3 separate regions of the Homo sapiens genome follow, and all the other regions are linked to region 1. A link is a contact called in ENCODE Hi-C or POLR2A ChIA-PET data. All regions are on one chromosome and are shown on one strand. The core of a region is the stretch at or near the end of the contact, and the rest is flanking DNA. Distances in the headings are between cores, read along the strand shown.

The links. Hi-C counts contacts between places; a loop is a spot of excess contacts on that map. ChIA-PET counts read pairs that join two places held with the same protein, here RNA polymerase II (POLR2A). Pooled maps may share reads with other maps.
Region 2: a loop to region 1 is called in a pooled map, with 3 times the contacts of the local background. The contact joins the enhancer-like site here to the promoter of SLC41A2 in region 1. A Hi-C loop is called at or near these places in 7 of 37 single-sample maps with no recorded cell type and 3 of 50 pooled maps. POLR2A ChIA-PET finds 5 or more read pairs at or near these places in 1 of 52 experiments (GM10248).
Region 3: a loop to region 1 is called in a pooled map, with 8 times the contacts of the local background. The contact joins the promoter of C12orf75 here to the promoter of SLC41A2 in region 1. A Hi-C loop is called at or near these places in 2 of 37 single-sample maps with no recorded cell type and 9 of 50 pooled maps.

Annotation. Positions count from the first base shown.
Region 1 is chr12:104,956,615-104,960,652 of GRCh38, forward strand. SLC41A2 (solute carrier family 41 member 2) reads right to left here and starts at 1,676. Exons shown (of 11, transcript NM_001352171.3): 1 at 1,474-1,676. RefSeq lists silencers at 1,065-1,394, 1,585-1,854.
Region 2 is chr12:104,476,329-104,480,366 of GRCh38, forward strand. All of the region lies in intron 1 of CHST11 (carbohydrate sulfotransferase 11), which reads left to right. Among named protein-coding and RNA genes, the nearest start is that of CHST11, 21 kb to the left of the region's middle. RefSeq lists an enhancer at 2,393-2,442. Within about 2 kb of position 2,228, at least 10 of the 41 ENCODE cell types and tissues checked have a DNase peak (open chromatin) inside an H3K27ac peak, as active enhancers do.
Region 3 is chr12:105,328,626-105,332,663 of GRCh38, forward strand. It overlaps C12orf75 (chromosome 12 open reading frame 75), which reads left to right and starts at 2,066. Exons shown (of 6, transcript NM_001145199.2): 1 at 2,066-2,312. The coding sequence starts at 2,267. RefSeq lists silencers at 1,702-2,361, 2,392-2,491 and an enhancer at 3,148-3,691.

The DNA.
Region 1 (4,038 bases), core at 426-2,925:
GTTGCAGTGAGCCAAGATTGTGCCACTGCACTCCAGCCTGGGTGACAGACTGAGAGTCAGTCTCCAAATAAATAAATAAATAAATAAATAAAAATAAAAAGCCAAGCAACCCAATTAAAATATGGGTAAAAGATATGAACATTTTCTCCAAAGAAAATATATGAATGGCCAATAAGCACATGAAAAGATGCTCAGCATCCCCAATCATTAGAGAAATGCAAATCAAAACCACAAAGAGATACCATTCCACACTCACTACGATGGCTATCATAAAAAATAACCAGTAAAAAAGTAACAAGCCTTGGGGAAGATGTGAAGAAATCGGAACCCTCATACACTGCTTAGTGGGAAAGTAAAATGGTACAGCTGCTTTGCTTGGCAGTTCCTCAAAAAGTGAAACACGGAGCAATTGCCCTCCTAGGTATATACCCAAGAGCACTGAAAACACATGTCCACAAAAACGTGTAAACAAATGTGCATAGCAGCATTACACACAATGGCCAAAAACTGGAAACAACCCAAATGTACATCAACTGATGAATAAACAAATGTGGTACACTGATACAACAATATTAATATGCTATAAAAAGTAAAGTACTGATACATACTACATGAGTGAAACTTGAAAACATTACAGTATGTCTTTCGACGCCAGACACAAAAAGCCACATATTGTACGCTTCCATTTATATGAGATTTCCACAACAGGCAAACCCATATAAACAGAAAGTAGATTAGTGGTGGCTAGTGGGGTGGGGTCAAGGGGAAATGAGGAGTGATTACTAAGAGAGACAGGGTTTCTTTTGGGGATGATGATCTGGATAGTGGTCATATTTGGAAAACTCTGTGAATATATTAAAAGCCACACTTTAGAAGAATGAGTTTTATGGCATGTGATGTATATCTCAATTTAAAAATTGTCACTACAAAAAAAAGATGACATATATACGTAATATACACATCAATGTATATCGGTAACACATAGATATGTGTCATCTCTCTCTGTAAATGAGCATTTGGGCTTTTAAATTTGAGATATGCTCCGTGTATATAAAGAGAAGAATGAAAGAAAAGGGTGACGGGGCACTCGCGGAGCCCTGAACAGGCATCTGGGGTGTGCCCGAGCCAGCCTCGCAGCATCTCCATCCCAGCTCACCTTCAGCCATCACTCATACACCACCCGCCGCCTGTCCCTGCCTTGGGCGCCCGGGACCGCTTGTCCGCGGTGGCCGCGGAACAGCTTCCCTCAGCCCGAGGTGGGGCAGGCGCGGGGGCCTGGGCTCGGGCGCTGCCCGGCGGCCCGGAGAGGCGTCCGCAGGGGGCACGGCTGCTCGGGCGGGGCCGCTCCCTCTGCTCCCCGCGCCCCCGCCGCCGGGTCCCGAGCCCAGGCCTCTCGGCCCCACCTCCCTCCCGCACCTGATGCGCCCGAACGCGGCGCCGCGGCCGAAGCCGAGACTTCCCCTCCATGGTCACCTGTTCCGGAGCGCGGCGGCGGCAGCGGCCGGTGTGAGAAGGGTCCCCGTCTCCTCAGACCAGACCGAGACACCAGGGGCGGGGGATGGAAGGGGCATTCACCTGGTGCCCGGCACCGGTGGTGGCGGGGAGGACAGCGGCTCCCAGCCCACAGCTCCTTCCTGCTCCCGCGCCTCCTCGCGCGGCTGCGGCCCCAAGCTGACAGCCCGGCCGTCGGCGCCCGCGGCCCCCTGACTCCCCGCCGCCCCGCCCCCGCGCGGCAGCCCCGCGCAAGCGCAGCCGCGCCGCCGCCGGGGAAGCCCGGGCCTTGGTGATGTGGCCCGCGGGGCGGCGACCCGGAGCGACAGCACCGCCCCGCCCGGACCCCGGCCGCGCCCTGGCAGACAGCTGTCGGGAACGGGGGCGCTGGATGACGGCAAGGGGGCAGTTTTCTGGGGAGCCTGCCCAGGAGAGAAGGGCTGTGGCCTCCTTCGGCATCCCTCTTCCCCACCAGCCCACGCACGCCCACTTCACCGCCTGCTCCAAGGTCCGAACCCCCGAATCCATGACTCATGATTTCTCTTCTCAGACCAGCGGCCTCTTTTTGGCTGAGGTCATGTTTCTTGCAGACTGGAGTTAAAACCGAACCACGTGTCTTTCGGCCCAGCAGCGCATAGTGTGGGCGGTGCAGGAGCCGAGACGGGCAGGAACCACCGCAGGAGGGGGTGAGGTTTAGGGCAGCCCCATAGCACCCTCCCCGTGCCAGGCAGGTGTAGGCGCCAAGCGCATGGGGCGCTGAAGAGTTGGCTGGGGTGCCAGGCTTTTCAAGTTTCCCCACACTTGCTTTTAAACCTAGATCAAACTGATCCAAAGTCTGCATGTAAATCCGAGAGCTCATTTATTTTATTTACAAAACTATTGAGCATCTACTGTGTATGATTCAGGGAATGAGACACACCCCAGGGATACTCCAGTGAACAAAAGAAAGGTGTTGGTCCGAAGACAGTTATTTTAAAAATTACACAGCTAATGCCATAATGCCAGGATTGGTGGCTCATGCGTGTAACCTCAACACTTCGGGAGGACCAGGCGAGAGGATCGCTTGAGGCCAGGAATTTGAGACCAGCCTGGGCAAACACAGCGAGACCTGGAGTGGCTAGGAGACTGAGGTGGGAGGATCGCCTGAGCCCAGGAGTTCAAGGCTGCAGCGGGCTATGATCGCATCACTGCACTCCAGTCTGGGCCACAAAATGAGACCTTGTCTCTAAAACAACAACTCAAAATTACACAGCTAATGATACTCTTTTCCTCAAATCAAAGCTTCTACCAATTCCAAGCCACACCAGTGATTTAGTAGCAGCTTTTCTGGTGCTGAAGGACACCAGCATACATTTATCCATGTTCTTTTTTTTTTTCCTTATGCTTTGCGATCAGACTTTGAGCTTTAACCTTAACCTTCAGGGTGAAGGGTGCTTCGGTATCACTCTTGGCCATCTGCAGTCATGCTTTTTATAATGACTCATCCTGGTGTTCCTCACCACCTAAAAATGAAAGTATAATTGCAAGGAATATGGAAAAGCAGTGTTTTGACTGCATTTCCAGCTGGTTTTTGTTCTGGTTGTTTTTTGAATTACAGATCATTAGAAAGTAGCTGCTCTTGAAAGTTTGGCAGAAGTTCCACCCAATATGTGTTCCTCCCCTGAGTGTGTAGTCTTTCAAGATTTCTACACAAAGCATATACAGAAGCCAGCCTGTCTTGGTTTTGAAAATTCTTCCACCATTTTTTTCTGAGAGAGCTGGTGGTTTCTACCGTCCTTCAGAGCATTACATGGCATGTGGCAGGCAACCTTCTACTTACATTCTTCATTCAGTACCGCAAAGTAGTGTGTACTTTGGAGATATGTTAAGCTTCAAGTTGGAATCCAAATTTAAATCAAATTTCAGCCCTGAAAATAACTCACATTGGAATCGGGCGAGGAAATGCCCCCTTGTAAAAAACTGGGTCCTAATGGGTGCAGACAACAACAATCCCATTTCTACTTCATCTCCCGTCTGACAGCTGGCAACTTCAAATGTGAAGCAAGTGGCTTGGACTTGAGGCTGTGTGGTGATGCTGTTGTGATTGCTGGAAAAAAGCCTGAGAGTTATGAGAGTGTATAACAAAGGAGCGTGTCTGTGCTAGGGGGTAAGAAAGATCTCCTGGAGGAAGTGACATTTAATCTCAGCCTTGAAGAATAAGGAGGAGTTAGGGCAGGCAACATAGAGAAGGGGGTGGGGTGGGCAGTGCATTTAGCTGTGGAAACTGCAGGTTTGAAGGCCCTTTGGTAGGAAGAGGCTCTGTCTGTGAAGGCTTTGGGAAAAGGCCACTGTGCTTAGACTGAGAGAGCTACCTGGGAGGGAGAGGTGGGCGGGCCCTTGAGGGTCAGGTTAAGGACTTTGGATTTAATCCTAAAGACAAAAGAAGCCAATGAAGAGTTGAAAAGGTCCTATCTGGACATGAAAAATTGCATTTGTAAAAGATGATCCTGGATGCAGTGGCTCACACCTGTAATCCCAGCACATTGGGAGGCTGAGGTGGGAGGATCA
Region 2 (4,038 bases), core at 978-3,477, 480 kb before region 1:
AATATATACACATATATGTAAGATATGTAATATATGTGTGTATATATATTTACAAAGATGAAATCGTCAGGCTTACAGTGTATTTTGCTTTTTCCATGTAGCACCGAATCATGGGCATTTTCTCATGTCATTCAGTTTTCTCTGACAACACTGTAATATTCCATCAGATGGATGTATTTTCATTTTGCCATTCTCCTTTGTTGAATATTTTTGAGAAAGATTTTCCCTTTTAAAAAAATGCCGTTTTTTTTGTAAACTAAACTTTTGTCTGAGTTTCTTAATGTCCCTTTCAGATAAAATTTCAGAGGGGCAATTCAGAGGTTATAAACCTTTGAAGGCTCTTGATAAGTGTAACCAAATTATTTTCTAGAAGATTGTATCTATTGATGCTCCAACCAGCAGTGTGTGAATATGTCCATCTTACTATATCCCAGCTCCTTTGATTAAGCTGTCATCCAGATTCCTGATGGAGCCTTCCTCTATCTCAACATTCATGCTTGCATTGAGTTTTTGGTCCATACTAGATTATAGGCTTCTGGAGGCCACAAACTGTGTCCCCAGTCCCTGGCGTATGACAGACTTGTAATAAAATAAATGTTTGTTGCATACATGCTTGCATGTCTGAATGAATGAGCCAAGGAAGGTAAGGAGAGGTTTCACTTGATCTGGGAAGAGAACAGAACTTTCTTCAGATGTCACAAAGTATCTTATTAATGGGCTTCCAGGGATAGGGGGATTCATGAATGGACAAGTAGCTTGCTGTAAAGCCACCTCCATACCCTCAGTGCCTGTCCAAGAGTCCTATAATAGATCATCCTTAGGATTCAAATTCAATGAAAAGATACATTTTCACTGCTACTCACTAGGTACCCATTACAGGTGTTAAATCATTTAGTCTTCTCCACAGCCTGGCGAGGAGAACTGGCCTCATCCTCATTTTTAGGTGGGACTCAGAGAAGTTTTGTAATTAACTTAAAGTAACCCAGCTAGTAGTTGGTGGAGCTCGGATGCCCTGGCTCATCTGACTCAAAGTGCTCTAATAAGAACTTCTCTCTGCAAAGCGTGGGCTGGCATCTGCGAGAAAAATTTCTTTTTGTGATTTAGGAGGAAAAACATATGGAGAAACCCTATTGTCTGAATGCTGCGTCTCTCCCTAATTCATGTGTTGAAACCTAATCCCCAATATGAGGCTCTTAGAAGGTGGTGGTCTTTGGGACGTGATTAGGTCATGAGGGAGCCCTCATGAATGGGATTAGTGCCCTTATAAAAGAGACCCCAGAGAGACCCTCACCTCTTGTGCCATGGGAGGACACAGTGAGAACCAGGAAGTGGGACCTTTCCAGACACCAAATCTGCCAGTGCCTCGATCTTGGACTTTCCAGCCTCCAGAACTGTTTGAGCAATAAATTTCTGTAGTTTACAAGCCACCTAGTGCAGGATATTTTGATATAGCAGTCCAAATGGACTAAGACAAGGAACGATCCTTGAGCTGAAAGGAAAATGAACAATTGCTCTGCAGTTGGAAAGACACAATGATAGCTCTAGGAGGCATTGTGCACTCAATTGTCCTCAACTGATTGGAGAAAGGAATTCAGTTATGAGGAAGTTCATTTAGTGAGAAGGTCTAAGAGCTCTTCACATGTCTCCTATGACTCTAAGAAGGGTGATGGCTGGCAGCACCCTGAGAATGAAGCCTCTCCAGGGAGCTGTGTGTTGATGGGGCTCTCAAGTTTGGGAAGCAACCCCCCTAACAGGAAGTGGGGGTGGGAGACAGGGAGAGAAAAACCAAAGCAAACCCATAACTCAAACTGTATCTTTCTTCTTGCAAAAGTGAAAGACATTGCTGATCGTTACACACACACACACAAACACACACGGCAGATGGAGCTTCCTGTGTAGTATTTCTGTTACTTATATCTCCAGAAGGAAGGCCTGGGTATATTTTAATTTTATTATTTTCTTTTCTTAAACATTAAAAAAATGATTTCCACTAGCCCATACCAGAGACCCCAAAATACACTGTAAGTAAAAATGTGATGTTTGCCACGTGAATGCAGTGCCAGCACCTCTCTTCCACCAGGTCCACGTCCCTAAGCCTTTTTATATCTGAATTCTGGAGTCTCCACTGACCCCTTCCCCATAGTCTCTTTTATGTACACCCTGACTTCCCAGCAGCAGAGTGCCGAGATGGAAGCGGATGAGGGGAAGTGAGAATAAGTCTAAAATAGCTGTCTATTAGGTTTCCTGTTAAGTAGGATGTGGTCAGTTAGCTTCGGTTATCTGTAAGTCTAGTTCAGGCTGTTCCTGTTAACAGCTGAGTATTCACGGGGCCCCAGAGCATGGAGGTGCTTGCCTGGGAAGGAAAGCAATTATCAGAAATGTTGGGGCCCAGTCACTACCTTGAGGAAAACCGGTGGGATTTAGCCTTTTGGGAAATAAAGGTGGTGTTCCCTGTGGCCATCAGCAGCAGTGGCAGGCAATTTCAAGAGCTTCAGGAGGTGACTGGAACCATCTAGTCTCTGGTCATTTGGGGGATGAGATGACATGGTTTGGTTCTTAACACATAGTGGGAGAGGCAGTGAACTGGTGCCTTCATTCTAGGGGGTTATTGAAAAGGAGGTTTTTAAAACTGGAAATGACAACATGGAAGGAGCCTTTAAACAGTGCATGTCCAAGGCATGTCCAAGGAAAAGCCGTTTTCAAAAGAGTCACCTGTCTTTACTTGGCATTTCCAAACTTGCCTCAGATATCTTTCTGAGGGACTCTTAACGTATTGGTAGAAATTGGATGCAACTCCTTCCTTTCCCAACCCAACTCAAATTGGTTTAAGCAAAAAAAAAGGGCCCCCCCTTTTTTTTGGCTCAGGGAACTGAGCCAAACTCAGTGTGGCAGAGACCAAGCACCCTAGCATGTGATTGTTCATGCTGTGTCTGTCTCCTCATGGTGGCAAGATGGCTGCCTGCGGTTCCAGCCTCCATCCTAGCCTTTCAGCAGTCCCAGTAGAAAGAGAGAGTACTTCTTTTTTCCAGCAGTTTCCACAAAAGTTCTGGAATGTAAAGTTCTTAAGGGCAGGGATTTTTATATTTTGTTTACTGTCATCCCCAGCTCCTAGAACGGTGCCTGTCCTACAGCAAGTGTTCAGTAAAAATCTGTTGAGTGAGCAAATCTCATTGGTGTGGCCGGGATCACATGCCCAGTTTGAGAGTAAGGTTGGGAGTGAGAGAAAGAAAACTGGAGATGCTCTTATCCAAGACAGGCATCAGATCTTGTTTTTCTGATGAATAACAACCAAGAGAGGCAAGAGGTAAAAAATATATAATTAGATTTTAAAAAGTCTTGCACTCTTAGGTAGTAGGTAGTATGCTAGGAAGTTTTTTGCCACTAGGAAAACCTATTTGGACTGAAAATGGCCGCATGAACTTTTGATTCTGTTTACCTCCTGTTGCTAGAAGACAAATGTGTTCCTATGGCTTGAAGAAGCCACAGGACATATTTTTCTCATGTATGCATGCCACTTGTTGAAGATGGCTCACCACCATGTCTGCCTTCCTGCCAGTGGGAAGAGGGAGAGAGGTCCAGCGGAGGGCATTCCCCTTGGATCCATCACTTTTGCTTAAATCTCACTTAGCTCCAGCCATTTATGTCTGTGGGGGAGGCTGGGAAAGGTAGTCTTCATTCCGTGTGGTCATGTGCTAAACTTGTGTTTTCTTTATTCTAAAGGAAGACAGAGAATGGATATTGGGGGTCAACCAGGAGTTCTGCTGCAAAAGGTTCTATACTTTAGTTGGTCAGTGCTCTGAGCCCCTGTTGAATTCAGGCCTATCTTTCATAAACATCTGCTTAGTCAGTGCACTGAGTTGATAGTGTCCCCGCCCCCCCCTCCAAATTCATGTTCTTCCTGGAACCTCAGAATGTGACTTGACTTGGAAATAGGGGCATTGCAAATATAGTTAGTTAAGATGAAGTCAACCAGGTGCAGTGGCTCCCACCTGTAATCCCAGCACTTTGGGAGGCTGAGGTGGGTGGATCACGAGGTCA
Region 3 (4,038 bases), core at 816-3,315, 370 kb after region 1:
ATCCTATCAGGCAGGATGGGGAGATGTTTGGTGTTTTGGGGGTTTGCACAATGACCTTGTTTTTGTCAGCACTTAGACAAGATTACCGAGTCACCTTGTTTTTTGTCTCATTTCATAGTTTATAGAGTGGCCTTGTGTGATATTGGTGTTCTATGCAACTGTGTTTAACAGGAGAATGCAAAGGCCCAGCTGTTGAGTGTCACAGCTTCTAGGCCAGTTTCTAGGTGTCAAGGTCCATTTTCTGTCTCTTACAAGTGTCCTAAGGCTGGAGTCTAGTGTCAGCACAGAAATAAGCAGGAGAATATCTTTCGGCTACTTGATAGTTCCCTTTTCCCCAGTTCTGGCTATGTATTAGGATGGACACTGAACCAAGACAGCACAGGCTGGTAGAGAAGCAGTACTTCTAGAAGTCAACTAAAAAATGCCTTTATTTATCCAAGAATTAATTATCCTCTCAGCACATGGCTACCACAGCTAATTTTCAAATGGAGAATGCTGTATATTTTGCATCCTGAATGATAGAACGCACCATTGCCTCAAAGGCCATGTTCAAAAACCTGCCAAGTCCTTGATTCTGGTTCATATTTTTATTTTTATGTAAACACAACAGTATGGTTTCAGGGAAGTCTGTTTTTTTTTTGTTTTGTTTTGTTTTTTTGAGACAGAATCTCGCTTTGTCACCCAGGCTTGAGTGCAGTGGTGCTATCTCGGCCCACTGCAACCTCCACCTCTCAGGTTCAAGTGATTCTCTTGCCTCAGCCTCTTAAGTAGCTGGGATTACAGGTGTATGCCACCACACCCAATTAATCTTTGTATTTTTAGTAGAGACAGGGTTTCACCATGTTAGGCTGGTCTCGAACTCCTGACCTCGTGATCCGCCCGTGTCAGCCTCCCAAAGTGCTAGTTTACAGGTGTAAGCTACCATGCCTGGCCTTAGGCAAGTCTTTTAACTAGCATCCCAGCATCCTCTGGGACTCTATGGCACCTGTATTCCTCTGTTAACATTCCTTCTATATTGTAATTAATTTATTTTAATCTATCTGCCTGGTTAGACTGTCTCCCACATATTTGTATCCCCGGAACTTAACAAAGGACTTGGCACAGGCTAGGCTCCCTACAAATATTAAGTGAATTTAAAATGGAGCTTTAATTCCTGGCTTGAAGTCACCTCACAAAACATTTAGTGAGTCTGTATTACAAGCCAGGAGGACGCTATGAAAAATCAGATAGTCTTTCCCTTTAAGGAATTTGTATTCATTTCTATTAGAGTTAATAATAATAATGATAATAGCTGATATTTACTAAAGATAGGGAACTTTGTTAGGTACTTTATATGTACCTGAGTTACTGTCATTTTATAGGTGAAACAAGGGATGTACCCAATGGGTTAAGTTACTTTCCTGAGGTCACGCAGCTATCACGGGGCAGAACGAAGACTTTAACTCAGACAGTCTGACTGCAGTAACGCTGGCCCAACTATCATGTTGAAACGTACAGCACCGTGCCCATCCACAGTTCTCTCATTTATCAGAGAGGAGGTCCTGAATCCAAGTTATTGAAATCGTTGCAGACATTTGTTTTAAAGAGGAATAGGTCAAGATGACCAATCTGGGGAAGAACTTTTGCCAGGCAGTGCGTATGGGGAACAGAGCTGCGTTGGCCTTCTGTTAAAGCAGCTGGGGATTTCGGTTTTGGCTTCAGACCTGCACAACATTCAGTCAATAGCATTTATTGGGCGTCCACTGTGCAGGGTGCCCCCTGCTACTTCCTCTCCTCCCCACATCCTGGGGCAGGGAGGGGAAGTGAGGAAAGAAAAGCAAAGACAAGGCGAGGAGGATGCTGAGGGTGGGCAGGTGGGCACCCCCACCCCGCTGCGCCGGCCACGCCCCTTGCCGCTCCCTCGCCCCGGGGCCCACTTTAAACTCCCGCCCCTCGTAATAACGACCAATGGCCGACCGCGAAGCGCGCAGGAGGCTGGGGATTGGCCAGTGCCGAGGTTGCTGGGGCGACGGGTGGGTCCGGCGGGTCCCCGGGCGGGGCGGGGCCGGGGCGAGGGGTGCCGGGTGGTTTCCGCCCGGCAGCCCGCAGCCCGCTGCGCCCCGGGCCGCGTCTCCCGGCGGTGGGAGGGGGCGGCCCCCACTCGGTTCCTGGCCCCTCGCGGCCCCGTCAGCCTCCCGCTCGGGGTGCGCCGCCCTTCGTCTGGGTCTCCGCCCCCAGGACCCGCGGCCGAGAGCTCCGGAGCGCGGCTTCCCCGGCCGGCTGCGCGATGGGCTGCGGGAACTCCACCGCCACCAGCGCGGGCGCGGGCCAAGGTGAGTCCGGCGGGAGGCGGGGGCCGGCGGGGGCGGGCGGGAGAGGCGGCGGGAAGGAAGGGTGCAGGGATCTTGGGTGGGGGGCGCGCAGCCCCCTCTCCCCGTCCCCATTTTCGGGACAGGAGCAGACCGCCCGTTTCTGGAAAGACCGAAAGCGTGGCAAGTCCCCCGCGCGGGGGCGGTTGCGCCTGGAGCAGTCGAGCCTGCGGGGCGTCTCTGCCGAGGGAGCGCGGGGAGGACTGTCGCGGGCTCCCCTGCAGCCGCCGGGGCTCACCTGCAGCTGGCGGGTCTCAGGGCTCTCCTGGGGGAGAGGATTCCCGGACGTGGTCCCCGGCCGCTCCCCCACCTCCCACACTTGCTCCTCCAGGCCTCTCCCCCATCTCCTCGGAACCAAGGCGCTGCACCTGGAAAAGTGCAGCAGAGCAAGACAGGACTTTTCGGGCAGTGGTGGTGGGGCAGGAAGCGGGGAAGGGTGGGAGTGGGGTTGGGGAGAACTAGAAGCAGAGCTGCAAAAACGCATCTGTGTCTGCCTTGATGCCGAAGACCGGCTGGGCTGCTCTTAGGATTTCTCTGAGAAGCTGCAGCAGTAAGGATGTTTTACATATGTGAGACAGAGCTTTATTATTAACAGTCTGTTAAGATACTTTTCATTAAACACACACACACACACACACACACACACACACAAATAGAAACTTCTTTTTATACCACTTCATGTTGATTGGCAGGCAAGGTCTTCTAGCTTCCCCGGGCCAGCCAGGCTTTGTGTCAAGTGACTTTTGCCAAAACTCACCCTTCTATTTCACCCTGCCTATGTCTCGGGATTTAAGGTACCCTGGATCTGTTTTGAGTAATAACTGCTGACCTATTTCAGTGTCCTTTTGGATAAAGAGCTCCTATCTCCTCCAATTGAAGTCAACCAGATGCCACATCCTAGCCTAACCAGCAAATGCAAACAGCAGTCAGAGGCTGCGGTATTTCCTAGGCGGCTGTGGAGGCCCTGGCAATGACTTTGTAACCTTGGGCCTGTCACATCCCTTAACCCAGACGCCGGTAAAAAATGGAGTTTAAGACTCAATTTGAGTCTTGAATTAAATCCTGTCCTGGTGACAATGCAGAGAGCCACAGGAGAGCGAACTTTTTAGATTCATTTAACAGTGGGGAAGGTTAGTGTAGCACCTTATGCTAATGAGGGCAGACGGGCTTCAAACCTGCCTGTGGCCAGAAAGCTCTGCTTGTATGAAACAATGTCAGGGCCACACCCCGCACTCAAATTGTGTCTCAGTCTACTAGGTACTGTGGCCGTATGCAATCCACTGCATGTGTAGCCTACTTAAAAAAGGTGAAGAAAAGTTATCCACATTAAAAAAAATTGTAGGAAGGATTTGTAGCAGATTTCCCTTAAAATGAGGCTAGTTTCATGCATGTACATTTTGATTTATTAATGAACTGCTTGTCAGTTTTAGGGATGGGGAGGGGGTACCATTGCCAAATGAAAATCAGAATGATGGACCAGGCGCAGTGACTCATGCCTGTGTAATCCCAGCACTTTGGGAGGCTGGGGTGGGTGGATCATCTGAGCTCAGGAACTCGAGACCAGTGTAACCAACATGGTGAAACCCAGTCTCTACTAAAAATACAAAATTAGCTGGGCGTGGTGGCGCCTGCTTGTAATCCCAGCTATTTGGGAGGCTGAGGCACGAGAATTGCTTGAACCTGGGAGGCG